3 separate regions of the Mus musculus genome follow, and regions 2 and 3 are each linked to region 1. A link is a loop called in an ENCODE intact Hi-C map of the cell type or tissue named here. Cell type or tissue: heart. All regions are shown on one strand. Links, peaks and the distances in the headings refer to the core of each region. The heading gives the core; the rest is flanking DNA. Region 1 has its middle 5.3 kb from the start of 1700042G15Rik. Region 2 overlaps Pakap (paralemmin A kinase anchor protein). Region 3 has its middle 70 kb from the start of 1700042G15Rik.

Evidence for each region. Hi-C counts contacts between places; a loop is a spot of excess contacts. Peaks named below come from ENCODE experiments on the same cell type or tissue, not always from the same donor. Only the 100,000 strongest peaks of a DNase experiment are listed, where the experiment ranks them.
Region 2: a loop joins it to region 1, with 10 times the contacts of the local background. A loop is called at or near these places in 18 of 42 quality-filtered maps.
Region 3: it touches region 1 in a loop (2.2-fold over the local background); 2 of 42 quality-filtered maps call a loop at or near these places.

Annotation. Positions count from the first base shown.
Region 1 is chr4:57,365,294-57,373,806 of GRCm38, reverse strand. It overlaps the pseudogene Gm12537. Among named protein-coding and RNA genes, the nearest start is that of 1700042G15Rik, 5.3 kb to the right of the region's middle. In heart, for the core only: a CTCF peak has its summit at 3,657 (motif pointing left); no DNase peak of the experiment used is centred there.
Region 2 is chr4:57,608,699-57,617,211 of GRCm38, reverse strand. The region is part of intron 2 of Pakap (paralemmin A kinase anchor protein); the gene reads right to left. Gm52699 (a long non-coding RNA gene) reads left to right here. Exons shown (of 3, transcript XR_003955212.1): 2 at 2,692-2,835; 3 at 2,985-3,225. Among named protein-coding and RNA genes, the nearest start is that of Gm52699, 9.2 kb to the left of the region's middle. In heart, for the core only: no CTCF peak of the experiment used is centred there; no DNase peak of the experiment used is centred there; H3K4me3 peaks cover 330 bases; H3K27ac peaks cover 686 bases.
Region 3 is chr4:57,429,717-57,438,229 of GRCm38, reverse strand. It overlaps a transcript of Pakap not described here. Among named protein-coding and RNA genes, the nearest start is that of 1700042G15Rik, 70 kb to the right of the region's middle. In heart, for the core only: a CTCF peak has its summit at 3,773; a DNase peak (open chromatin) is centred at 3,689; H3K4me3 peaks cover 1,751 bases; H3K27ac peaks cover 1,092 bases; H3K27me3 peaks cover 5,271 bases.

The DNA.
Region 1 (8,513 bases), core at 440-8,439:
TCCTTGGCAGTGCAAGGACCTGAGTTTGTTTGTTTGTGTTTGTTTGTTTTAAAGGTTTATTTATTTATTGTATATAAGTACACTGTAGCTGTCTTCAGACACACCAGAAGACGGTATCAGATCTCATTACAGATGGTTGTGAGCCACCATATGGTTGCTGGGATTTGAACTCAGGACCTCTGGAAGAGCAGTCAATGTTCTTAACCACTGAGCCATCTCTCCAGCCAGCAAAGTACCTGAGTTTAATGACCAGAATCATAGTGACACGCTTGTAACCCTGCCACTGGCAATGCAAAGAGAGCATAGCCAACATGGGGGAGTTCCAAGCCAATGAGAGGCTTTGTCTCCAAAATAAATAAATAATAAAGTGGATAGCACCAGGGAGGTAGCACCCAAGATTGTCCTCTGGCCTCCACCTGCCTGCGTGCACGCTCCCACACTGCATTCACAGGCACGTACACAGACACGCACACAAACACATGTACACACAACAAGGACAGGAGGATGCTTCCAGGTTGTCGCTGAAGTTCAGAGACATGAGCGTCGACTCTGGAGCAGGGCTATGTGGGACCCGCTGTACTGCCACTCGGTGACCATGTGACACCAAGCCGGCCGCTCAGTCCGTGGACACTGATTTGTCAGTGCCCAATACAGGGCTGTGGGCCTCACCCAAGACCATGTGTGCCAAGTGTGAGCACACTCAGTAACGCTGCTGAGCATTTGTCTGTCCACCTCAAAAGCAAGGCCATGAAGTCCTGGCTAGTGGGTTGCTTTATCAGAATTTTGGGGCTTGGCTTGACTCTCTGTTATTCTGAGAGGTTTTATAAATACTCCTTCACTCTTCACTTCTCCTCAGCTTGCATCGAAACTGAACTGTGCACAGCCCACCTCCACTCCACAAGGCACACAACCACAGTAAGCATAATCCTAAGTCCACTTAAATGCAGTTCGAAGAGTGGAAATGCCTATAGAGACAGAAAGTAGATTCGTGGTTCTGGGGGGTCTGGGAGGAAGAGCGCGGACAGTGGCTGCTAATGAATATCCAGGGGTTTTGTTTGTTTTAGGGTGCAGGGTTGGGGGGTGCTGAAACATTCTGAACCCAGATTAGTTAGTAGTGGTGATTAAACAACCTTGTGAAGATGCTAATACCACTTGGCTATGCTCTCTGGAAGGTGATTTTTATAGCACGTAACTCAGTTTTAAAGGAGTATTACAGGGCCGGGGCATAGCTCAGCTGTTAAAGGCAAAAGCTCATAGCTAGATGTCAAGAGTTTGGTTTCCAGCACCCACATCAAAGCCTATCTCTCCAGCTTCTCTTTGAAGATAGCTCAGTGGTTAAGGGAAGTGGCTGTTCTTGCAGAGTACCTGGATTGGGTTCCTAGCACCCATATTGTATTTGACAACCATCTACAGCTCCGATTCCAGGAATCCAATAACGCCCTCTTCTGACATCTTTGGCACCGGGCATGCACATGATACATAGACAAACATGCAGGCACAATGTCCATACTCATGAAATAATGTTAATAAATCATTTCTAAAACAAAATTTAAGAGTATGACAAACTAGTCATGCATCGTGGTGCATGCCTTTAATCCAGAACTTGGAAGGCAGACACAGGCAGATCTCTGAATATGAGGCCAGCTTGGTCTACAGAGTGAATTTAAGGACAGCTAAGGCTACACAGACAAACTCTGTCTCAAAAAACAAAACAAAACAAAACAAAAACAAAAACAAAAAAACTAAAACCAAACAAATAAAACAAGAATATAACAAACTGGCTCTCTGCTCCTCCCTGTTCCAGAGACAGCCGCATCTTCTTGTGCAGTGCCAGCCTCGTCCCGTAGACAAAATGGTGAAGGTCGGTGTGAACGGATTTGGCCGTATTGGGCGCCTGGTCACCAGGGCTGCCATTTGCAGTGGCAAAGTGGAGATTGTTGCCATCAACGACCCCTTCATTGACCTCAACTACATGGTCTACATGTTCCAGTATGACTCCACTCACGGCAAATTCAACGGCACAGTCAAGGCCGAGAATGGGAAGCTTGTCATCAACGGGAAGCCCATCACCATCTTCCAGGAGCGAGACCCCACTAACATCAAATGGGGTGAGGCCGGTGCTGAGTATGTCGTGGAGTCTACTGGTGTCTTCACCACCATGGAGAAGGCCGGGGCCCACTTGAAGGGTGGAGCCAAAAGGGTCATCATCTCCGCCCCTTCTGCCGATGCCCCCATGTTTGTGATGGGTGTGAACCACGAGAAATATGACAACTCACTCAAGATTGTCAGCAATGCATCCTGCACCACCAACTGCTTAGCCCCCCTGGCCAAGGTCATCCATGACAATTTTGGCATTGTGGAAGGGCTCATGACCACAGTCCATGCCATCACTGCCACCCAGAAGACTGTGGATGGCCCCTCTGGAAAGCTGTGGCGTGATGGCCGTGGGGCTGCCCAGAACATCATCCCTGCATCCACTGGTGCTGCCAAGGCTGTGGGCAAGGTCATCCCAGAGCTGAACGGGAAGCTCACTGGCATGGCCTTCCGTGTTCCTACCCCCAATGTGTCCGTCGTGGATCTGACGTGCCGCCTGGAGAAACCTGCCAAGTATGATGACATCAAGAAGGTGGTGAAGCAGGCATCTGAGGGCCCACTGAAGGGCATCTTGGGCTACACTGAGGACCAGGTTGTCTCCTGCGACTTCAACAGCAACTCCCACTCTTCCACCTTCGATGCCGGGGCTGGCATTGCTCTCAATGACAACTTTGTCAAGCTCATTTCCTGGTATGACAATGAATACGGCTACAGCAACAGGGTGGTGGACCTCATGGCCTACATGGCCTCCAAGGAGTAAGAAACCCTGGACCACCCACCCCAGCAAGGACACTGAGCAAGAGAAAGGCCCTATCCCAACTCGGCCCCCAACACTGAGCATCTCCCTCACAATTTCCATCCCAGACCCCCATAATAACAGGAGGGGCCTAGGGAGCCCTCCCTACTCTCTTGAATACCATCAATAAAGTTCGCTGCACCCAAAAAAAAAAAAAAAAAAAAAAAAAAAGAATATAACAAACTGAGAATCACAGATGGCCATTTTCAAACCCAGGGGAAACTTCCAGAATGCAAGAACCACACCAAAGAGAATGGATTTGGGAAAACATGAAACATATTTCAATTTATGTTCTCCAACTTATAACTTCCAGAATATGAACATCGTATTGATGTGTCTTAAAAAATGGCTTTCCCTTAACATGAGAGCATTGTCTATGTTGTGGGACAGTTTGGGAACGAAATGAAAGAACAAACTGATGTGCCCTTTTAATATGTCCCATTAGCTAACTGATAGCACCATTACCACCATCATCATCATCACTATTATTTTTCTATCTATTCCTTTTAATAGTTTTCTTATTTGACAATTATAGTACAGAGCTGTCTAAAAACAAGTGAATGTCTCTTGTTTTGTGTGAGGATAACCTTAGAGAATTCTCTAGCGATATGGCTTGAAGGAAAGCCTGCCTTTAGAATACTGGGATGTCTTCTGTGCCTCCATGAACCGCTAGAGCGGTAAGTAACTGCGTGGGGCGGGGCGGGATAGTGGAGCTGTGCTAGGCTACGGAGCTGCAGAACTGTTTGCTCGGGGCACCCTCTTGTGGTAGCTTGGAGTAACTGCTTCTGCTCTGCCAGTACCAGACATTAACAGTTCAAGGTGTGACCCTTAGCGAGTTCCATCTTCTAACCAGAATCTGTATCTTCTCTGCTCCCTGGAGACTTGTATGTGTGCTGAGTTTGATAAATGCTGGATTAGAGTACATGGAAAACACATCATTGCTGGTGCAGAACCATTTCTTGAGGGTCTGTCCTAGGAACTGGAAACACTGCTATAGATACTCTTTATAGATAAAGAGTTGTTTATTTAAAACATTATAATAACAGCAACAGGTCTCGCGCTTTTAGGCTGTCTGCCTTAGGCCCCTTGCAGTGTGACTATCAGCTTTGCTAAAACGGGTGTTCCTGCTGTGATCCTGATATTAGTTTCCTCTTTGATGGACAGAAAGATGTCAGAGCAACCAAGAGACAACCACCTCGGGCTCATTTTTCACTGGTAATAACAGAGATCAAGAATCTAGCTCACCTCCAAGATCCCAGGACCACTGCCTGCACAGTTGTATTCATATTCTTTTATGCTGATTTTGGTTCAATGCTGGTAACTGAAGCCATTTCCATGTATCTCATTGTGTTCATTTTCTACGGTCTTCCAAAGACATGTATTCACTGTGCTGGAGAGATGGCTCAGCGGTTAAGAGCACTGACTGCTCTTCCAGAGGTCCTGAGTTCAATTCCCAGCAACCACATGGTGGCTCACAACCATCTGTAATGGGATCTGATGCCGTCTTCTGGTGTGTCTGAAGACAGTGACAGTGTACTTGTGACAGTTTGTATATCCTTAGACCAGGGAGTGGCACCATCTGGAGGTGTGGCCTGGTTGGAATAGGTGTGACCTGGTTGGAGTAGGTGTGTCACTGTGGGTGTGAGCTTAAGACCCTCACCCTAGTTGCCTGGAAGTCAGTCTTCCACAAGCAGCCTTTGGATGAAGATGTAGAACTCTCAGCTCTGCCTGTGCCATGACTGCTTGGATGCTGCCATGCTCCCACCTTGATGATAATGGACTGAACCTCCGAACCTGTAAACCAGCCCCAATTAAATGTTGTTTTTTGCAAGACTTGCCTTGGTCATGGTGTCTGTTCACGCAGTAAAACCCTAATTAATACAGAAGTTGGTACCGGGAGTGGGATATTTCTGTGATAGGCCTGACCATGCTTTTATTTGAAATAATGTGGATTTTTGGACTTTGGATTTTGGAACTCAGTGGAATGCTTTAAATGGGGCTTAATGGGTCATCCTAGTAGGAATATGGAAGACTTTGTTGCTGGGAGTAATTTCAACTGTGTTCACCTGGCCCAAGAGATTTCAAAGAAGAATTTCAGAATGTGGCATAAAGACTGTTTTTGTGGTATTTTGGTGAAGAATGTGGCTACTTTTGCCCTTGTCTGAAAAGTCTGCCTGAGCCTAAGGTGAAGAGACTCAGATGAATTGCATTGACAAAGGAAGTCTCAAAAAAGCCCAGCAGTGACTTTGTCCTCTGGTTAAGTCTTATGAAGAGAAGTTTGAACAAGCATAGCAAGCTTAGAAAGGAAAAATATAAAATATATGGTTCGAGTATTAAAGGGGTACCAGGAAGTGAAATGGAGCAAAATTCTATGTTCTAGGAGATAACAGATTAAGGGAGTGGGACTTTGGGGCAAGATCCTACCCAGCTAAATTTAGATCCAGCCAAGGTGGTACACACCTTTAATCTCAGGAGACAGGCATGCTGATCTCTGCATTCAAGGTCAATCTACAGATCAAGATCCAGGATAACCAAGCTTAGGTAGTGAAGGATTTGGAAAACAGAAAGCCAGTGACAATGTAATAGTACAAGGGGGTCATGTTCTAGTTCCTGCAAGCAGCAGAACTCAGCAGCATCAGCCATGTGGCTCTGGCTCTAGAGTTAAGAATGGAAGGAACTACTGGGACAATTGATGCTGGTTAGCTGGAGCTAAGAAACCAGCAATGATTAAGACGAGACCAGCATCACTGAGGTGAAATCTTCTGGGAATTGTTTTTTTTGGGAGTACAAAGAAGCTGTGTTCCAGAGATAGCCAAGGTTGTGCCTCGTGCTGCGGCTGGGCTTGGTAATGTGTAAAAGTCACCAGATGGTACTGGTTTTGAAAGCATGAAGGTTATGAAGAGCAGCTGAGGCTTGGCACTGTGAGAGGTCATGGAAGGCCATTGATGAAGGTGCATCCTCAGTTGTAGTTGACGGTCCAGGACTGAAGGGGTCATGCAAAGGATTTGAGGCTTGGCACCATGAAGAGAGCCTATGAGAGGCTATTGGTGAAGCCTAGTTGGAGTGGAACACCCCAGTGTATTGGAGATGTCAGTACCATGGAGTGATCACCAAGAACTGCAGCCGTAGTGAAGTGGATCAACCTGAGCTTAGAGTGCTAGAGAGGGCAGAGCTGGAAAAGTGATGTCAGCCCTTAGGAGTCCAAAAGATCAAGTGGAATCCCAGACACTGAAACAAGAAGCTGTAACATTGAAATTGCCTTGGAGACTCAAAGATGTTAAAGACGCCAGAGCCATGGGATACATGCTGAGGAAAGCTGCTAACAGGGAATGGAACCAGCCCAAGAGAAAGCAGTTTGTTGCAGTCATCAAAGATGAAAAAGGAGTGGAGATCTGAAGGCTACTTTGACATTAGCCATGGAGATGCAGAGTTTGGAGTTTGCCCTGCTGGTTTCCTGCCTTGCTTTGGGGATTACAGTTAAGTGATTGGATGAATCTCAGAAGAGATCTTGAACTTTGGACTTTTAACTTTCTTGAGACTGCTATAGACTATGAGGACTTTGAAAGTTGAACTAAATGCATTTTGTATTATGCTGTTTAAGTATGCACCACCCCCAGACTCATGTTTTTGAACAAGTCTATGGGGGCCAGGGAGTGGAATGTGATGGTTTGTATATCCGTGGGCCAGGGAGTGGCACCATCTGGAGGTATGGCCTTGTTGGAATGGGTGTGACTTGGTTGGAATGGGTGTGTCACTGTGGGTATGGGCTTAAGACCCTCACCCTGGTTGCCTGGAAGTCACTCTTCCACTAGCAGCCTTTGGATGAAGATGTAGAACTCTCAGCTCTGCCTGTGCCATGACTGCCTGGATGCTGCCATGCTCCCACCTTGATGATAATGGACTGAACCTCTGAACCTGTAAGCCAGCCCCAGTTAAATGTTGTTTTTTGTAAGACTTGCCTTGGTCATGGTGTCTGTTCACAGCAGTAAAACCCTAACTAATACAGTACCCATATAAAAATAAATAAATAAGTCTTTATAAAACAAAATGTTGTCCTCCAAGATTTTTAACAAAAATATTTCTTTTTGTACTGACTTAAAAAAATAAATAAAATATTGATTTTAGAATGAGTGAATTATATCCCAATTTTAAAAATAAAACGAAAAATAAAAACAAAGAGGGGCGTAACAAGTTGAGCATCATAGGCCACTGCTCTAAATCCAACAGAAAAAGTCCAAAGAACGTCTGGAATATCAGCACTCAGGAAACTGAAGGAAAAGTCTCAAGGGCAAAGCCAGCCTATACTACATAGAGAGCTGCTGCCTAAAGAAAGACAGGAAGATGGCTGGGGGAAGGAGAGTGTCAAGGGAGAAGTGACATGTGACTGTCCTCTGACTGTCACATGTGTCACACACACTGTATGTGTATTTATGTATATGTATACATATACATAGTGTAAAATTTTTTTAAAAATCAACCAATTTGGCTTCATAGTTCTAAAACATTTAATACAAAACTGGCAAATGTACATTTTTTTCTCAAGTTCACATGGTATATTCAGCAGCATACAACATGCTGAATGTCCCCAAAGCCTGTGCTCCAAAGACCTGGTTCCCAGAACATTTTGCTACTAAAACATTTTGGAACCTTTAAGAGACAGGGCCTGGCAGAACATTAGGCCATTGGGAGATACTGAGATCCCAGCCCCGTCTCTCTTCAAATTCTAATGTGTTGTGCTTTGATTTTCATTCAGTTTTTAAAAATATTTTATAGTTTTCCTTATTCTCCTTCCATTGGTGATTGGGTTAAAAGTATGTTGTTTCATTTCCAGGTATTTAGGGAGCTCTCAAATTTTTTTTTGTCTATTATTAGTATTGATTTCTAGCTTAATTCCATCACTGTCAAACATGATGTTCTGCAGCATTTAAATATTCTGATTAAATCGTTTGACATCTGAGATCAGCTCATCGTGAGTCAGCTTTCCACCGCTGTGACAAAATCCTGCCAGTAAACAACTTAGCAGGAGGAAAGGCTAGGAGCTTCAAAGTCTCCATCCGTGGGTCTTGGCCCTGTGGCACCACAATACATCATGACGGGAGACAAGGCAGGGGAGGCCTAGCCACTATACCACACCCAGGAGATGAAGAGAGAGACAGGGGCTGGCGAGATGGCTCAGCAGGACAAGCTCCTTGTTGCTAAGTATGATCCAAAAGTGATCCCCAGAGCCACACTGTGGAAGAAATGAACTGAAGAACTGATTCCTGCAAACTGTCCTCTGACCTACACACACACACACACACACACACACACACACACACACATACACACATACACACACACACATACACACATACACACACACCACACACACACACTACACACACACACACATACACACACACTACACACACACATACACACACACACACACACACTACACACACACATACACACATACACACACACTACACACACACATACACACATACACACACACATATACACACACACATACACACACACACATACACACACACATATACACACACACATACACACACATATACACACACACATACTCATACACACATACACACACATACACACACACATATACACACAA
Region 2 (8,513 bases), core at 159-8,158, 240 kb before region 1:
AGTAGAGCTGACAGCAAAGGCTGACTATCACATATGAGTCTCCCAGCTCATACTCAATTCAGGTTTGCGATCATGGAGAAACAGTCCCCTCACCTCAGCAGCTTGTTCTTTTCTTCCCCTCAGTCCTGCCTATCATTGTTTCTGTTTTTGTTTTTTCCTTTTCTCCTAACTGAATTGATTTATGTTACATGTCTACATGGCCAAATTCTAAATCAAGGATTACTTAATATTAGGGATTTTTTTTTTGCTTTTCTTAAAAATGAGGATTTTATTTTATGTACATTGGTGTTTTCCTGTATATATGTCTGGGTAAGAGTGTCAGGTCCCCTAGAACTAGACTTACAGACAGTTGTAAGCTGCTCTATGGGTGCTGGGAATTGAACCACAGTCCTCTGGAAGAACAGCAAGTGCTCTTAACCACGGATCCACCTCTCCAGTGCCCACATTAGTCTTTCCCATAAACTATAAGAATTTATAGGCTAGGGAGATTGTTCAGTGCTTGATGTGCAAACAGGAGGAGCAGAACTCTGAGCCCCAGGACCCATATAAAAGGACCCGGTACAGTGGCATGAGCTTGTCATAGTGCTGAGGAAGCAGAGAGGCTGCTGCTCAGCCAGTCCAGCTGCAGGCCAGTCAGAGACCATTTCAAAAGGTGGATGACTGAGAAATGACAGCTGAATCTATCCTCTACACCCTCCAACACACACAGTCAATGATTGGTCAATTGATGTTTTGGTAAGTGCATAAGATTACCAAATACAACTCAGTCTCTAAGTCCTGAGACCTGAAATGGAAACATTAAAAACCACACAGGCACCCCCCAAACTCTGCTCTATGGACTGAGGTTGTGTAGCCCTAGTGAAGAAAAGGAAGAAGCAACCGGCTACATGAGAAATTGCAACAAAGGAGACTCCTTTGTATACAGAAATACTTCATGTTCCCTTCCCCACAACCCCAGAACTTTACAGCAGATGGAGAAACTAGAAACCACAACTATCTTCAAGTCACAGGCCAATCCCCTAGATTCCCTCAACTAAATTTGCCACTAGCACCATTTGTGGTGACTTTGCTCCACAACGCTGGAGAAACCAAGATACATAGGTTGCTTTTATGTCTTAAAACCTTCCCAAGTTAGAGGGCAGCGGGTGTCTTTTTTTCTTCTTTCTCGAGACAGAGTTTCTCTGTATAGCCCTGGCTGTCCTGGAACTCACTCTGACCAGGCTGGCCCAAACTCAGAAATCTGCCTGACTCTGCCTCCCAAGTGCTGGGATTACAGGAGTGTGCCACCACTGCCCAGCTGCTTAATTAGGGCTTCTAATGCTGCCTCCTGAAACACCACGATGTAAAGCAAGTCGGGGAGGAAAGGTTTTATTTGTCTTATACTTCCATATCAATGTTCATCATCAAAGTCAGGACAGGAACTCAAACAAGATAGGATTCTGAAGGCAGTAGCTGATGCAAAGGACCTACCCCTGGAGTGGTGCTGCTTAGTGGCCTGCTCATCATGGCTTGCTCAGCCTGCCTTCTTATAGAACCCAGGACCACCAACCCAGCGTAGCACCATTCACAAGAGCTGAGCCCTGGCCATCAATAACTAATTAAGAAAATGTCTTACAGGCTTGTCTATAGCCCACTCTTATGGCGGACTCTTGCTTTTCTCCTCCTTCTCTCCCTCCCTCTCCTCTTCTTCTTGAGACAGCGTTTCTCTGTGTAATAGCCCTAGCTGTCCTGGAACTCACTATGTAGACTAGGTTGGCCTTGAACTCACAGAGATCTGCCTGCCTCTGCCTCCTGGGAATGGAGACATTTTCTTAACTGTGGTTTCCTCCTCTCAGACAAACTTTAGCATGTGTCAAGTTGACATAAAACTGGCCAGGACAGCAAGTAAGGAAGTAACTCACTGAAATCTATGAGTCTAACAAGATAAACTTAGACAGAATGCAAGATTCCTGGTAGAGAATAACCACAGACCTTATGGGGGATGTGAGACAACAGAGTATGAGATGGGCTTCTCAAAGAGAGAGAGATAGCCTGTGCAAATATCCAAGTTTAATGTAACCAACAGTAGGGAATTTTCCTTAATCTTAAAAAATATTTACATAAGTATTATTTCTTTTATTTGTTAATCAATAGGTATGAATAAGAGCTGAGGCAGAAAATGAACTGTGAAATCAATAGCTACAGAATCATCAAATGATTCTCATTTCCTTCCACAGAAAAATCCCGCACCCTATTGCTATATCCCCACCCTCTGGTAAGGCCATTTCAAGATTGGTTGACTAGTTCCAGTTTCCAGCAGCTAGAGATTTCGTAACATTGTAATTCCTCTTTATTATCGAGAGTTTCATATAACTATCATAACAAAATATGACCATATCCACCCCCTGTTTTCTCTCTCCAGTTACTTTCGTAACCCTCAGCATGATGTGCCCTTTCCAACTTCATTTTCTTTCTTTCTTAAATAGCCTACTAAGTTCAGCTAGTGCTGTCCATATGTGCATGGGAGTTGGGCTATCCAATGGAACATGGGAACCCAGTGGTTGAAGTACCTCAAGAAAGACAGATTCTCTTCCCCAGCGGCTATCAACTGCCAATAGCTCCTCAGTGAGGGGTGGAGCCTAGAGAGGAGCTTCCCATCTGGGCTTTCCAGCTGGTTTTTAGCTGGTTTGATCTTGTTCATGTCTTGTGCAGGTTACCACACCAGTAGCTGGATTTTTGAAAGACCAATCTGAGTCCTTGAACTCATTGAAATCTACAGTAGAATTCCAACTTGAGTTCGGACTGACCCTGACTGTCTGTCTCACCACCACTACCACCAGCAACAGCATCACATCTGTAAGTGAAGAACCATTGGGGCTCCCTAGCGTGGTATCCCAGAGCAGGGAGTAATAGTTGCTAGTCTAGCGACACTTGATAGCAGCATCCTACGGGGTGTTCACCATCCATCAAAGCAAGGACTCATGCTTTTATCTCCACTCGATTAGGAGATCTGCATCCTTGAAGAGACCATATTTTGAGGATCATGGCACTGACAAGTACCATGCTCTTTTGAATCGATTATGCCCACTCACAGAAGATGTGAAAGCCTACCAGTGATATTCACAACCGAAAGAAATACCAGGTAGCTCTGCCTGGTTTACCCACACTCCCCTTCTACCCTGTTTGTACCCCAAGATAATTTTCGTCCCAACTCAGACCTTCACTTTCTCTTAACTCTTCCCCCTTTCCTCCAATTTGTCCAGAGAAGCTTAATTTCCCTGGCTCCTTTTTGCAAGTCAAGAACGAACCAAATGGTAAAGTAAAATCAAGTAATTACAACTGCATCAAAATGTGTTTTCCAGCATAATCATACATAATAAAGCAGTCTTGCCATTATCTCCTAAAACCCCTGAAGGTCCAAAAACCTCTCCAGGAGGCTTCCTGAGACGCTTCAGCAGCTACTTATGGCCTGACTAAGCATGCCTTGCCCAGGCATTAATACTTACGGCTGAAAAACCACAAGCAGAGCTGCACTCTAAATTCATTTTTAGAGTTTTGTATTATTTCCTTGCTAGGTTTTCTAAGTTCTTTGGACATGTATATTAATTCATTATATATTTTAAAAGACAATTGTGGATTGGCCTGTGAAGGGGGAACTCCTTTAGATTCAAATTCTTGGCCATAGGCTATCTTGGGGGGCATGTCTTAAACATACCTTCTAAGAATATTAAATCTGTCACCTCCTACTTAAATATGACCTATTCATGACAATCACAATCATTATGTATGTCCTAATGATCCAATCTTCCACTTGATGTTCCCTTCATAAGTAAAAGCTATGCATGTCTAGACCTGTGTCATGACTCTTGTATGGACATTTGCCTGGTTTTGCATGGCTCAATGTTACCAATTATTAGCACCAAAACCAGCCATAGAGATTGAGAAAAGCTGTAACTCACGTAACTGTCAAAGTGGCATAAGACTTTAACTAAAGGATCCTGCTGGAGACATTGGCCCTAGAGACGGAAAGAGCCAAATGCGCCCATTTTGACCCCGGTTAGCACGCTCTGCCAAGTCAGAACTAGCCTGTTGTGACAACTCCAGACAAGACTTTGGAAAGCAAAAGTGGTGGTATCAGAGATCATGGTGACATAGGCAGAGGTAACCACATATCAGCACAGGCAGGTGTCACTGGAGAAGCAGAGGAAGCCCAGAACCACACCCCTAACTAGGTTCCAGGACTTAGCGCAGAAGTGAAGGAGCGAAGGAAGAGTCGCATAGTTCCTGTTGTGGTAGAGCAGCTGGCATTTCCACCAGAGAGGCACAGTAACCTTCCCCAGGCTCGTGGCCTTGAGAACTCTAGCAACACAAAATTGTAATTCAAAGGCTTTGGGGGGAAAAAGTACAGAGCACAGCAAAGCATTTCTTTTCTCTTTGCTAAAACAATTCAGAGTATTCTCTATATAGAGCATTCAAATTCCTATTACTCATCCCCCGCCACACACAAGAATAATCACGGTAAGAAACAGGCCGGCCTGTCTATGCTCTGTGAATCTTTTGTGAGCCTCCCCCAGGTTTTTTACAGTGCCTGGGAGGGTCACCTTTCTGTCAAGCAGCCAGCTCCAAGAGTGAACATCCCCACCTGGTTCCAGAAGGTTCTTCAGGATAAGTCCCATGCTTCTCCCCAATGGTCCCCACTGTGGTCACTGTCTGACTATCTTACTGGCACACCTTTTCCATTTCCCATCGTACGGCTTCTCAAAAAACTAAAAGTTGCCTCAAGAGCTTCTAATTTAAGTAGAAAATGAAAGGCTAAGCCAGGGTAAGGACTGCCCCCAAATTCTAGAATTATCTGTGAGTGTTATAACTAGAAGTCAACTACTCTGTTGAGGTCTAAATCTGGAGCTGTTTGGAAGCATTTGCCCCCACATGGGTTCAGGGTAAGGTCCCTCTGACCATCTCCAGTCAGAGGTGTATCTACAGAGGGATTATAGATGCTGCTCTGGGTGTAGACCCAGGCGCAGTCAATGCTTTTGGCTTTATCCGTCCTGCTCCGAATATTCCCCTTCTTCAGAGGCTACCCAGCATCTCAAAAGGCAGCTTCCAGCACTGACGTTAGAACAAAGCTGCCTGTGGATTCTGACCAAAGCTCACCAAAGGGAGCCGCTGCTATGTATGCGCTTGTGACCTGGGAAGTTTGGAAGCCGAGTCTAACAACATTTGATTAATCTCATGCACCAGACAGGCAGAGGAAGCTGAGCACAGAGAGGAGGGGAGGGGGGAGGAGCGAGAGGAAGAGGAATAGAGGGGCAGAGAGAGAAAGATGGACAGAAAAATTTCTAGTGACTTTTTGGAGCTTACATCATACACAGCCACGTTTGTTTCTGGTTCTGGGAAACAGCCTGGTGTCTTCACAATGACGCCCCTCTTCTTGTCAGGCTGGCCCACGCTGGGCTCCACTTCTTAGAACCTCTGGCTCCCGCTAATACATTTCTCATGTAACACACGCAACCGTGCGTCTGGTATTATTTTACCCTTCAAATCTAATTAGCCCCACAAGCAGAGGCTGGATAAGGAAAAGGCGCCCAGGTCTCGAAGGAAAAACATTAACTTATGAAAAACTATTTTTTTCATTGAGAAAAAAAAAATCACATGCCTTTGGTCCTGAAGTGCCTCTGTAAGCAATGGAATCTGGGATGACTGCGTTTTTTGACACACACAGAAAGGATCATTTTACAAAGTCCTTCCAAGATTGGTAGAGTCACGTGGTCCAGAGAGGCACTGGAAACAGCTGGGCCGCAGGCCTGGGGCAAGCCTAGACAGATCCCTGCTTTATGGGTTCCCTAGTCCGTTTCTAATCAGAGAGCCCAGAAAAAGCACCACTGAGATCTGTATCTACAGCCCTTGAATTCATACCAGAGTATCTTTTCCACAGTATTGCGAAGCCTGTGACACCAGAGCCATGCCTTCTATATCCACATTCTTGTCATTAGTACTTTACCAACAAAAATAAGCCTTTCCATGTTTGTTGAGTGAATGCATGAAAGCCTAAGCAGTCCATGAACAATCCTAAGTGAGACGAAACAGGAGCTGAGTTACATGGGGCTGTGCCGAAGAGGGCCTCTGCCGTGGGTTGGTTATACCTGGTGTCACTTGAGAGCTCATGAGGCTGCCATTTCCCTTGATGATGGTACGTGTTGGAGACAGACCCTGTGTCTGACTTGAAAAGAAGGAGCAGTTCTAAAACAATCTGAAACTTTGGGCACTGAAATAGACTCAGGCACTTGAGTGAAATTGGAATACTCTGTAGGTAGGAGATCCTGGGGTGGTCAAGAACCAACTAGGGCAAACTTTGGCAAGCAACTCCTGAAGCCAGTGAGTTTCAGTAGTCATTGTCAACTTGAGGGGACCTAGAGTCACCTAGACGGTGGGTGCGGCACACCTGTGTGTCTGTGAGAACATTCCATATCACCTTGGATACAAATGGCACCATTCCATGCCCTGGAGGATAGGGTAAACTAAAACTGAGGGAAGAGGAGATAGCCAGCCTTCCCCCTTCTCCACTTCCTGTCCCACTGTGATGATCAAAGCTGCTTGGTTACGCCTCCCCATCATGATGGACGGGCACCTATGAAACCAGAACCCAAAGAGCTCCCTTCTCCTGTAAATTGTTCATTTTGTTCTAAGTATGACTGTGAAAATTCCAGAGCTAGAGGGTCTAACCCACGGCCTGAGGCCTGGGACAGCTTGTGTGGCTGTGTCACACAAAATAAACATATAATGCAATCTGTGGGCTGTTGTATACCCTTGGTTTAATGTGCAGCCAATGACAATTTTTTTGTCCAATGGCGTCGTAGAGAAGCCCAAAGGAACTCCAGACCCTGCTTTATCGTCTCACAACCCAGCATAGACCTTATGTCAGTTATGCATGTGGCATAGAAGTTTACCACAGTTACATAATGTCCCGCACATGTTGTGGTGGTTCCAATAGGTTTGGCTCGCAGAGAGTCGTGCGTTTGAATGCTTGGTCACAGGGAGTGGCACGATTAGGAAATGTGGCCTTGTTAGAGGAAGGGCATTATGACTCTGTAGGTGGCTTTGATGTCTCATATATATTCAGTTCTGGCCAATGTGGCATAGTCCCCTTCTGCTGCCTGTGGATCAAGATGGAGAACTCTCAGCTCCTCATCCAGTGTCATGCCTGCCTGGATGCTGCCATGCTTCCCATCGTGATGATAATGGACGGAACCTCTGAAACTGTAAGCCAGTCCCAATTACATGTCGTCCTTTATAAAAGTTGCCTTGGTCATGGTGTCTTCACAGCAATAAAACCCTAAGACATATGCCAATCGCATTAAATGGATCCCAAGTCTTTATTTTACACCCAATTCCAAACTAAACATACTTTAATCATTTTTAATCATAGTGGGTTAGAGAAGAGCATTTTCATGAAAGTATATATAAACTAAATTTTCCAATCTCCTCCCTCTTTTTTGAGACAGGGTCTCATTATTCAGCCTTGACTGGCCTGAAATTTGCTGTGTAGGTTGGCCTCAAACTAATAGCTATCCACCTGCCTCTGCTTCCCCGGTGCTGAGGTTAAAGGTATGTACCACACTGGGCTAATCCCTTTCTTGATCCACAGGCTCTGACTTTGACTTTAGGTTTAAAAGAACTAATCTTTTGGTGGTTTGTGGTCTCACACAGAACACCAAAGAAGTCAAGACTGTCTGTTCTAATTTATAACCATTGATCGCTGCAGGAACATTGTTTGGAGAAAGAAAAGAGGGCCCCAAAGATGAACATACACAGCACACGTATGTGATCCAGTTGTTGAGAGGGAGAGAGGGGGCCAGAGGGAAGGAGCAAGGAACTCTTAGAGCCAGCAGCTTCCAGTGAGGTATGTAGAGGCGTGGCCACTGAAACCTATGCCCCTCCAGCCGTGCAGGTTTGTCTGTGATCATGGAAAAGAGAGCGGTGGAGATAGAGGATCAGGTTATCAGGGACCCTGTCACCTGACCCTCGAGCCTGGAGAAGAAGGGTCTTCTCTTGTTTCCCAAATAGCTAACAGGATATTAGAGGAACTTGGCAGGTGCCCCTGGAATCAATTTGTTGTTGAAGTTTATTGCTTAAAACACAAACAAACTTATTTCTCACCAGAATTACTGAAATGTGGAAGCTTCTGTGAAATTTTCTTCAAGGTGAGTTTTAAATGTATTACATGCCTTGGCTAACTTAGTATGAGTGAATAACTTGGAATTGTGGGATTCATGGCAACTATCTAGCATTGATTGCTCTGTCTCTTTCTCTCTCTCTCTCTCTCTCTCTCTCTCTCTCTCTCTCTCTCTCTCTCTCTTTCTCTCTCTCTCTCTTTCTCTCTCTCTCTCTCTCTCCAGGGCTTTTAAATGATGTGTCCCAGAAAATGTTCCCCAGGAATTGCCATCATTGTCAGGAGAAGCCAGAAAAGTCGGTTACTAACACACGTTTGCCTCTCAGTTCTAAAACACGGTGTGATTAGTTTTCTGACATTAGGA
Region 3 (8,513 bases), core at 311-8,310, 65 kb before region 1:
TTGATTGTCCCCTTCGCTGGGGAAGACACTTATAGCTCCCAGGTAGTTGGTTGGTTGTGACTGTTTCTAAGTCACCTGTTTTAAATACCTCAAGAAGAAAAAAGGTTTAGGGGTTTTATGTCATTTCTAGAATTGACGTTTTATCGTTGTCTTCAGCAACCCTGGGAAACACTCAGGATGAAATCTGAAACCTCATGAAGCATCTAATGCTTACTTTTTCCCTGAAGGGTTGGGTGTGAAATGCCCCCTACAGGCTCATGTGTTTGGACACGTGATGACCAGGTGGTGATGCTGTGTTATGGAAAGGTTATGGAACTTTTAGGAGGAGCCTAGGTGGGGCAGGCTTTGAGCAGGGCAGCCTGGCCCAACCTGCTATTCTCATTCCTCTGCTGGGCAGCAGATACAATGTGACAGGTTGCCTTCATGCCTTCGTTGCCATGATAGAAGATATCCACTGCCGAAACTATACCCCAACCTACATCCTTTATCACCTAAGTCATTTTGGACAGAATATTTTTATCACAGTAGAAGAGAAACCATCAACTGAGTGCATGCGTGTGTGCACACACGTGCACACATACACCATACAAACCCTTACATAACCCACACTCACACACACTCATACACACGGATGTCAACACGTGCTCACACCACTCACACACACTTACATAAACACACACTCACACGATTCTTCAGCCTTATCCCTGGACCATCTTCTGCTCATTCTTTAAAGCTCCAGACACACCACCCTTCCTTCAGTTCTTCCAACATAGCCAGATAACTCCTGCCTCAGGGCCTTAGCACATGCTGCTTTCATGGCTCTCTCTTCCCTCCACGCCTCACTCAGCCAACTCTACTCCTCCTTTAGCTCTCGAGTTAAATATCCATTTCTCAAGGCAGCTTGGTAGCTTCCCTGGCTAGCCCATCCAACCCCCACGCTCTTCCCATCAGTTCCTCTGCATCCTTTTTTTTCTCACAGCATGTGTTAAACCTTGCATCATATAGCCCCTCTGCTTACTGGTCTCGCATCCACCCTTTCATGACTTTGAACTTTATGCCATGAGAATCATGACTGTTTTATCGTCCATTGATAATCTCAACAAATACCCTTGATGAAATGAAGAAGCTAATCCAGATGTGTTCCTTCTTCACATTGATTTTTCACAAATCTAAGCTGGTCACAGTAAGTGAAGGGGACTGGGACTGTCTGACTCATATCAGAGCAGCCTGGCTGCCTGGGATGAGCTGAGGGATGAGACTGGCACCGCCCAAGTGCCAGGCTTGATGTTTGAGAAAATTTGTTAGACCCAGAAAAATGTAGTATCGTGCAGGAAAGAAAGGAATGGAACGCTACTCACGTTCAGGAAGTGAGGAGAGTATGGTAGACAGACAGCTGGAAATTAGTTAGGTTTGAGGGAAGGTAAGAAGGACTTCCAAATGTCATGTGGGGTGAAAAAGCCAAGGTCAGGCTGACCAGGGTCTATAGAGAGAGGAAGGTATGAAGGAGGCACACCTGGTACCAACCATAGCTAAGACCAGGAGAAAAGAGTGGGGAGTCCTGCAGAGTCTGAGCCACAGTTATAGAGACCAGATGCTAGTCTAGGATAGACGCATTATCATAGACACTGTTCCTCACCCACACAACAAAAACAGGCTGCCATGGACCCAACACTATGAGACAACTGGGCCAGCATTCAATCCCTGGTAAAGAGCCGTATCCATAGTGAAGAATGTGACCAATGGGGAAGAAGCATTCCAGAGGCCAAGCTGCCCAGTTTCTGTACTGAATAGCAGGAGCTTGCCCCAATACTCACTTCTACAATGTCGTCATGGGAACTGCAGTAGGCAGCTGCCCTTAGGACATTGTGTTTCTCTATAAACTATCTGTGGTCTGCAGAGCTAACATAGCAGGTAAAGGCATGTGCTGCCGAGCCTAATGACCCAGGATCCACACAGCAGAGGGAGAGAACCAACTCTCACAGGCTGCCCTCTGACCTCCATGCCTATGTGTTATGGAACACACAACACACAAACACACACACACACAATAAATAAATAAATATTTTAAATTATGGAAATTGTTTAAAAACTGGCTTTCTGCCAACCTGAGACCCTGAAAACTGCCAACAGAGAAATCTGGAGACTACAGCAATAATAATAAACAATAGATACTACTTACAGACACTAAGTGAGACTTACTAAGCATGCTTTGTCCTGGGTCTGTTCTAAGATGTGTATATATGTATTAGCACATGTGTGCATATATGTATATGTATAAAAATTGATTAATATTTACTAAACAAACAAAAAAAACCCTGCACAAAACAGCTGCTCTTATTATTTCGTTTTCCAGGTGGGAAAGTGAAACCTGAGAGACTGCCATTATTCAGCAATGTGTCAAAGGACTCAGTCCCAGACAACGCGACTCTGGAGGCCCGCTCTTAACCTCTAACTCCTCTATTTGTCCTCATGATTTACAAAGCCCTTCAAAGGAGAGGCAAACAGTATCCAGTCCCCTCAGTAACACTAACTAATAAGGAATATCTTTCCTGTTGTGCAGTTGGGGAAACTGAGGCTTATGGCCATTAAAACACTGGTGAAGGAAATCAACAAATGCTGTTGCCGGCCAAGCACTATTTTCTACAAGCCCAGCTCACTCCTAACTTCCCACACCACCTCTCATTCCTCCTTCCTGCAGGTTGAGGATTAGATTGCATCTATACATACAACTGGCTATGCAGAAAATAAAAGCTGAATCTCGAGTTTGGGGGTCTGGCATGGAGACCCTGGTATCTTAAAACATGACATTATTTCCAACCTGAAATATTATTTCATATGGCCTCGGAGTCAGTGAGTATCCGTGGGAAGAGAGGGAGTAACTGACCATGTGAGCAAAGATGTAATTGCTGGCTTTCCTGGAGAGGCAGGCTAACGCCTGTCACACGAACCTTACTGCAGTATCAGCTTAGGAGCATGACCAGGAACTGGGAGATGCAAAGACAGAGAACCGAGCACCCTAAGTCGGGGTCCACACCGGGAGCCCTCATTGTATCTTTCTGGTTACCGCCTCTCTTGTCTCCATGCCATCTTTTCCCCACCCTCTCAAGCAAGCAATGCGGGCGATGCCCAACGTTGACATTGAACCTCAGACTGCCGCTAGGACATTTCTGTCTCATTTCTCCGATTGCCCCAAGAGCAAATCAATTATTGTGGGTCCGCTGGTGGCTTCTAGTAGCCAGTTCTGGCTCATATCTCCCACAACTCATCATCCTTGCTTACACCACATCTGCTTCGAATCCGCAGTGACACCCCCTACACATACACACACCTCTTAACTGCAGTCCAATAATGCTGACATGGTCAGAATCGGAAGTAATGGCTATTGAGGCCAACTCCCCCAAGAAAGGCAAGGTCGGGGCAAAAACCCAGAGGAGCTCAGAACAGATCTGGCTCCTTAGAAACCTGACCCACCATGTACCCCAAGGCAGTGGCACAAATCCCCGCGGCTCAGGACTGCCCGATACCCGCTTCGCAGAGGCTGCTATAGAAACATCGAGACGAACACACTGGACTGAAATTAAACACCCAGGCTGGACCGAGTTGAGCGGGGATCGGTCACCATGGCAACATGCCCAGAGAGGCAGCGAGCGACGCACGGCGCGGGGATACTCACTCCATCGCGGGGCTCCGGGCAGCCCGGCGCGCTGCTGCGGGGCTCCGGGCGCTGCTGGCCTCTGCCAGGGCCGGGGCACTCTGGCCGCGCGCTAGGTGGAGCAGCCAAGCCGTCCCCGTCCCCGCCCGCTTCCCTCCTCCCCTGGAGCACTGGCAAGAAAACGCTCAGGCTCTCGCAGCTCCCAGCCTGCGAATAAAACGGGAAGCAATTGGATAACGTTATTCGCTGGGCGCTAGACCGAGCCTCTTAAGGGGATCCTAAAGGGAGCGTGCCACCAGCTGTACGACCGGGGAGGCGGCCACCTCGCACCCTAGTCCCCCGGGCGCCTGAGGCTCCAGGTGCGCCCGCGACTCCCCTGGGACCCACGGCGGCGCCGGGCGGAGCTCCGGAAGAAGCGTGGGAGGGGGTGAGGGGCGGTGGCGACGGGTGGCACAGTCTAAGGTCGGTAGGGAAACGATGGAGTCTTCGGCAAGGTGGCAGCTGTCGCCACCTAGAAGTTGCAGGAGGCTTCTGGCCTCTGCGAAATAGCAAGCCTTGCCACCAGTGGGGCTTGTCTGAGACTGTGAAACGCCATTGTGCCAGCGCAGCCGGTATCTGCGGGAGGTACCAGAGAAACTCCAGCGGCGCTGCGGCAAGTTCATGCGGTGTTTCCACTCGGGCGACCCCACGCCCTTTCTCAGTGACACTCCATATTCTCCAATCTCCTGACTGCCAGGAAGATATTCTTCAGATGTCCCTCCCTGGTCTGTTTTCTTGAACGACGTCTGTTTTCTTGTTAGATTGGATATGATTCTCCAAGTTACCTCAGCCCCACCCTGTGGTAATAAGCTTCACACCCTTGTCACTCCCAGGCATGATTCTCTGCCCACGACAACTCGAAGAGGTATCTACTAACAGGTCCCTCACCCACTGCAATGATCAGTGAGTGGAGCAAGCTTCAGTGTCTCCACGTATTGCCTGGTCCGTCTACTAGGAGGGCTGTTGGGTGCAATCTAGGCAAAGCCATCAATCCCTGCAGTAGCTGAGCTCCAGGCTAAAAGAGAAAGACAATGCATGGAGGAGGGGAGACACCCCCCCCCCTCGCATGGCTGAAAATGTTATAAATAAATAAATAAGGTCAGAGAAATGGCTCAGTGGGTAAAGGTGCTTGCCATGTAAGCCTGAAGACCTGAGTTCTATCAAGGTGGAAGGGAAAGAAGCAATTCCATAAAATTGTCCTCTGACTTCCACATGTCCTGTCGCACCCATCCACCCACAAATACATACTCAAAACATGCACGCGCGCACACACACACACACACAAATGTTTGTTTCTTTGCTTGTTTCTCGAGACAGGGTTTCTCTGTGTAACAGCCCTGGTTGTCCTGGAACTCTCTTTGTAGACCAGGATGGCCTTGAACTCACAGAGATCCACCTACCTCTGCCGGGATCCCCAGTGCTGAGATTAAAAGCGCACCTTTAATTAAAGCCACCACCCATGCATGACTTGTTCCATTATAATTCTTTATCAGAATATGCAGTGTCTGATGATCTTAAATTTACTTGTGATGTTTGCAGAACTCTATGAATAACCCAAAATTTACTGGGGTTTTTTTGTGATTTTCTTGGTAATTTACTTGCATCTTTTAGTGATATGCACCCCCTGTAATCCCAACGCTGATTGGGTAGGCAGAGGAGGAGGAAGAACACATTTTCAATGTACAAAGTAAAGTTAAGACTTTCTCAAAGATAAACAATCAAAGCAAAGTTGAGTGCTCTACTTAGCCAGAGGCTTGAAGAAAGGATTTTCTACCTGACTGGAAAGGAGAGTGGATACAGATGGGCACTCAGCAGGAGCCAGCATCAGGTGAGGACTTCAGGCTGGAAAGGGCCCCACCCATTATCAAGATAAAGAAAACAGAGTAATTGCAATAGAGACTCCTGCCTTCCCTCTCTAGGGAGTGAGCTGGAAAGTCAGGACCAGTGGGTGTTCGTGGAGCTGTCTGTCCACATATGCTCCTGTCTCCTCAGAGCTCTTGGAGACAGGTAGGAAATCATCAAAGCCTTTAGCACTCATGCCTCTCCCGCTGCCATCCTCCCTGGATCCTTCCAGGGAGGTTTTCATACTCACCAGCTGGACCAGAAGCTCACAGATTGGTGTGACTGGTTGGCCAGAGACCAGTAAAAATCTGCCTGTCTCTTCTTTCCCAGCACTGGGATTACAAATCAGTGCCGCCATGGTACAGTTGTACCATGCTTGGTCTTCTTGTGGGACTCCTAACCGTGGGAGGAAAGGGGCTGTCTCTGACTCTGTTCCCTGTTTTGGGGACTCTTTTCCCCTTGCTAGCCCCATCCAGCCTTAATAGGAGAGGAGGTGCCTAGTCTTATTGCAACTTGATATGCCACAGCTGATGGATACTCATGGGAGGCTTGCCCTTGTCTAAGGAGAAGAAGAGGAGTGGATGGGGGAGGGGAGACGAGGGAGAGGACAGAAGAGGGGAGGGCAGAAGAGAGGAGGGCAGGGAGGGACTACCAGGAGAGGAGGAAGGTAAAACTGTGGTTGGAATGTAAAATAGATAAATAGATAAGATAGATAGATAGATAGATAGATAGATAGATAGATAGATAGATAGATAGATAGATGGATGGATGGATGGATGGATGGATGGATGGATGGATGGATGGATGGATAGATAGATAGATAGATAGATAGATAGATAGATAGATAGATAGATAGATAGATAGATAGATAGACAGATAGATTTTTAAAAGAAAGAATGAATGAAAAAAGAAGGAAAGAAAAGAAGTCATTGCTACTTGGTCAGCTTTCTTTACATGGATGCTGGAGAACGCACTTACACTTTACCAACTGAGCCATCTTCTCTGGCCCTGACCTACGCTTAAAAAGTCAGAGATCCTCAGTCCTGGGCTAACTTACCAAGTGTCTTCAAAAAGCTAGAAGACCCTGGATTCTACAAAATTCTGTTCCAAGGGGCTTCCTTACTGAAATCATTTCTTTTCAGCCTTACCAGTTCCAGTCTTCCTGTCTATGCTTCAGTCCTCACATAGGGAGAAGGAGCAAAGAAAAGCCAAGGACCTGTGGTGCCAGTCAGCTCTCAGGAAGGTTCTCAGGCTCCTCCTCCACTCAAGTCTTTGTCCACAGTGTAGTCATATGGTGTCCCAAGTAAGTTTCCAGAGAGACTGGACAAAGCAGACGTCATTCAGCACAGCCAGGAATACAGCCCAAGTTATGTGCTTGTACTCCCACGAACAGAGAAAAATGAATACTGAAAGGCAGCCATGGATCAAAGCTTGGCCCATGCCATGTCACAAGCTTTAGCATTCAGGCTTCTGGGTCCCCAGGCCCATGGCCATAGTTCATCATAAGGTTCATGCGATGATTTGTATATGCTCGGCCCAGGGAGTGGTGCTATTAGAAAGTGTAGCCCTGTTGGAGTAGTTGTGGCCTTGTTGAAGTAGGTGTGTTACTGTGGGTGTGGGCTTAAAACCCTCGCCCTAGCTGCCTAGAAGCCAGTCTTCTAGCAGCCTTCAGATGAAAATGTAGAATTCTCAGCTCCTCCAGCACCATGCCTGCCTGGATGCTGCCATACTCTCACCTTGATGATAATGGACTGAACCTCTGAACCTGTAAGCCAGCCCCCAATTAAATGCTGTTCTTATAAGAGTTGCCTTCATCATGGTGCCTGTTCAGAGCAGTAAAACCCTAAGACAGTCTCCCATGGCATATTCAGTGCAAACATCTCGGTCTTCTAGCGTGGGTTCTAAGGAGTGCTTGACGGTTTGGTCACTCAGTTCTTTCCCCTTTCTTCCTCTTCTTGTTTCTTGAAGTCAGTTTTACGGAGTGTAACTTACAGATAACAAAATTGGTCCTTGGAGTGAGTATACAGATCCCTTCACCTCCCCGCCCAAGCACAACTGCATATGTTTCTTTAAAAAAAAAAAAATCAAAAGCTTGCCGGCTATGCCGCCATTGTACTCATGGATATGGAACCATCCTCTGGGGCACAAGGTTCTTAAGTAATTCACGAGAACTGTAATTCCTTTTGGGGGTCAGGTTGCTTATATCAGCAATTTGCTGACTCCTGAGGGCTGCCCACTATCTGTGGACCCTAGACTCTTGCACCTTCTGGGGAGGATGGCGGCTGCTTACCTTTGTGTTGTTTTATTCGTATCGCCTTCTGTAGATGAAGAGACAGTAGTTTGGAGTATTAAATGCCTGGCCCTGTCTGGTGTTAGCAAGCGTAAAAACTATCACCAGACCTAACATCTTTAACCTGGTGGTCTAGAAAAAAAGGAGCCATCTGAGGGAAGTAACATAGTGGTAGTTTTCTGAAATTGTATTGCATAAGCTTTTGAATAAGAATACTAACATTGAGAACCATGTGGGATTCTGGGAGCTGCCTGGAATTCTGGGTAGCATTATGGCTTGGGAGGATGAGGAAGGGTGAGGTCCATTGCTCCGAAAAGGATTTTAGTGTTCCCTGATTCAAAGTGAACAAACGGGACATGTGACTAGCAATAGCCTCGGGCTTGCTTGGTTCGTGTTTTCCAGGTTACTAGGAATAGAAGCATGTAATTAGAAGGGGCTGGAGAGAAACAGAAAAAGTGTTACTTCAATAGCTCCAACTGGGGAGAAAAGTGTGACAATGGCCCGAAACAACACAACAACATCAGCTTGGGGGAGCTGGGCAGAGGTACACACATCAGGGCAGTGGTGTTTGGCACCTGCAGTTAGGAGTAGACAATTTTCCAGCTTTCCCCTTGCTCATTGTTCTTCATTTTGTTGAAAATGTGCTCGATGCGTATTTAACATCTTTTTTTTCCTGTAGCTATACAGATG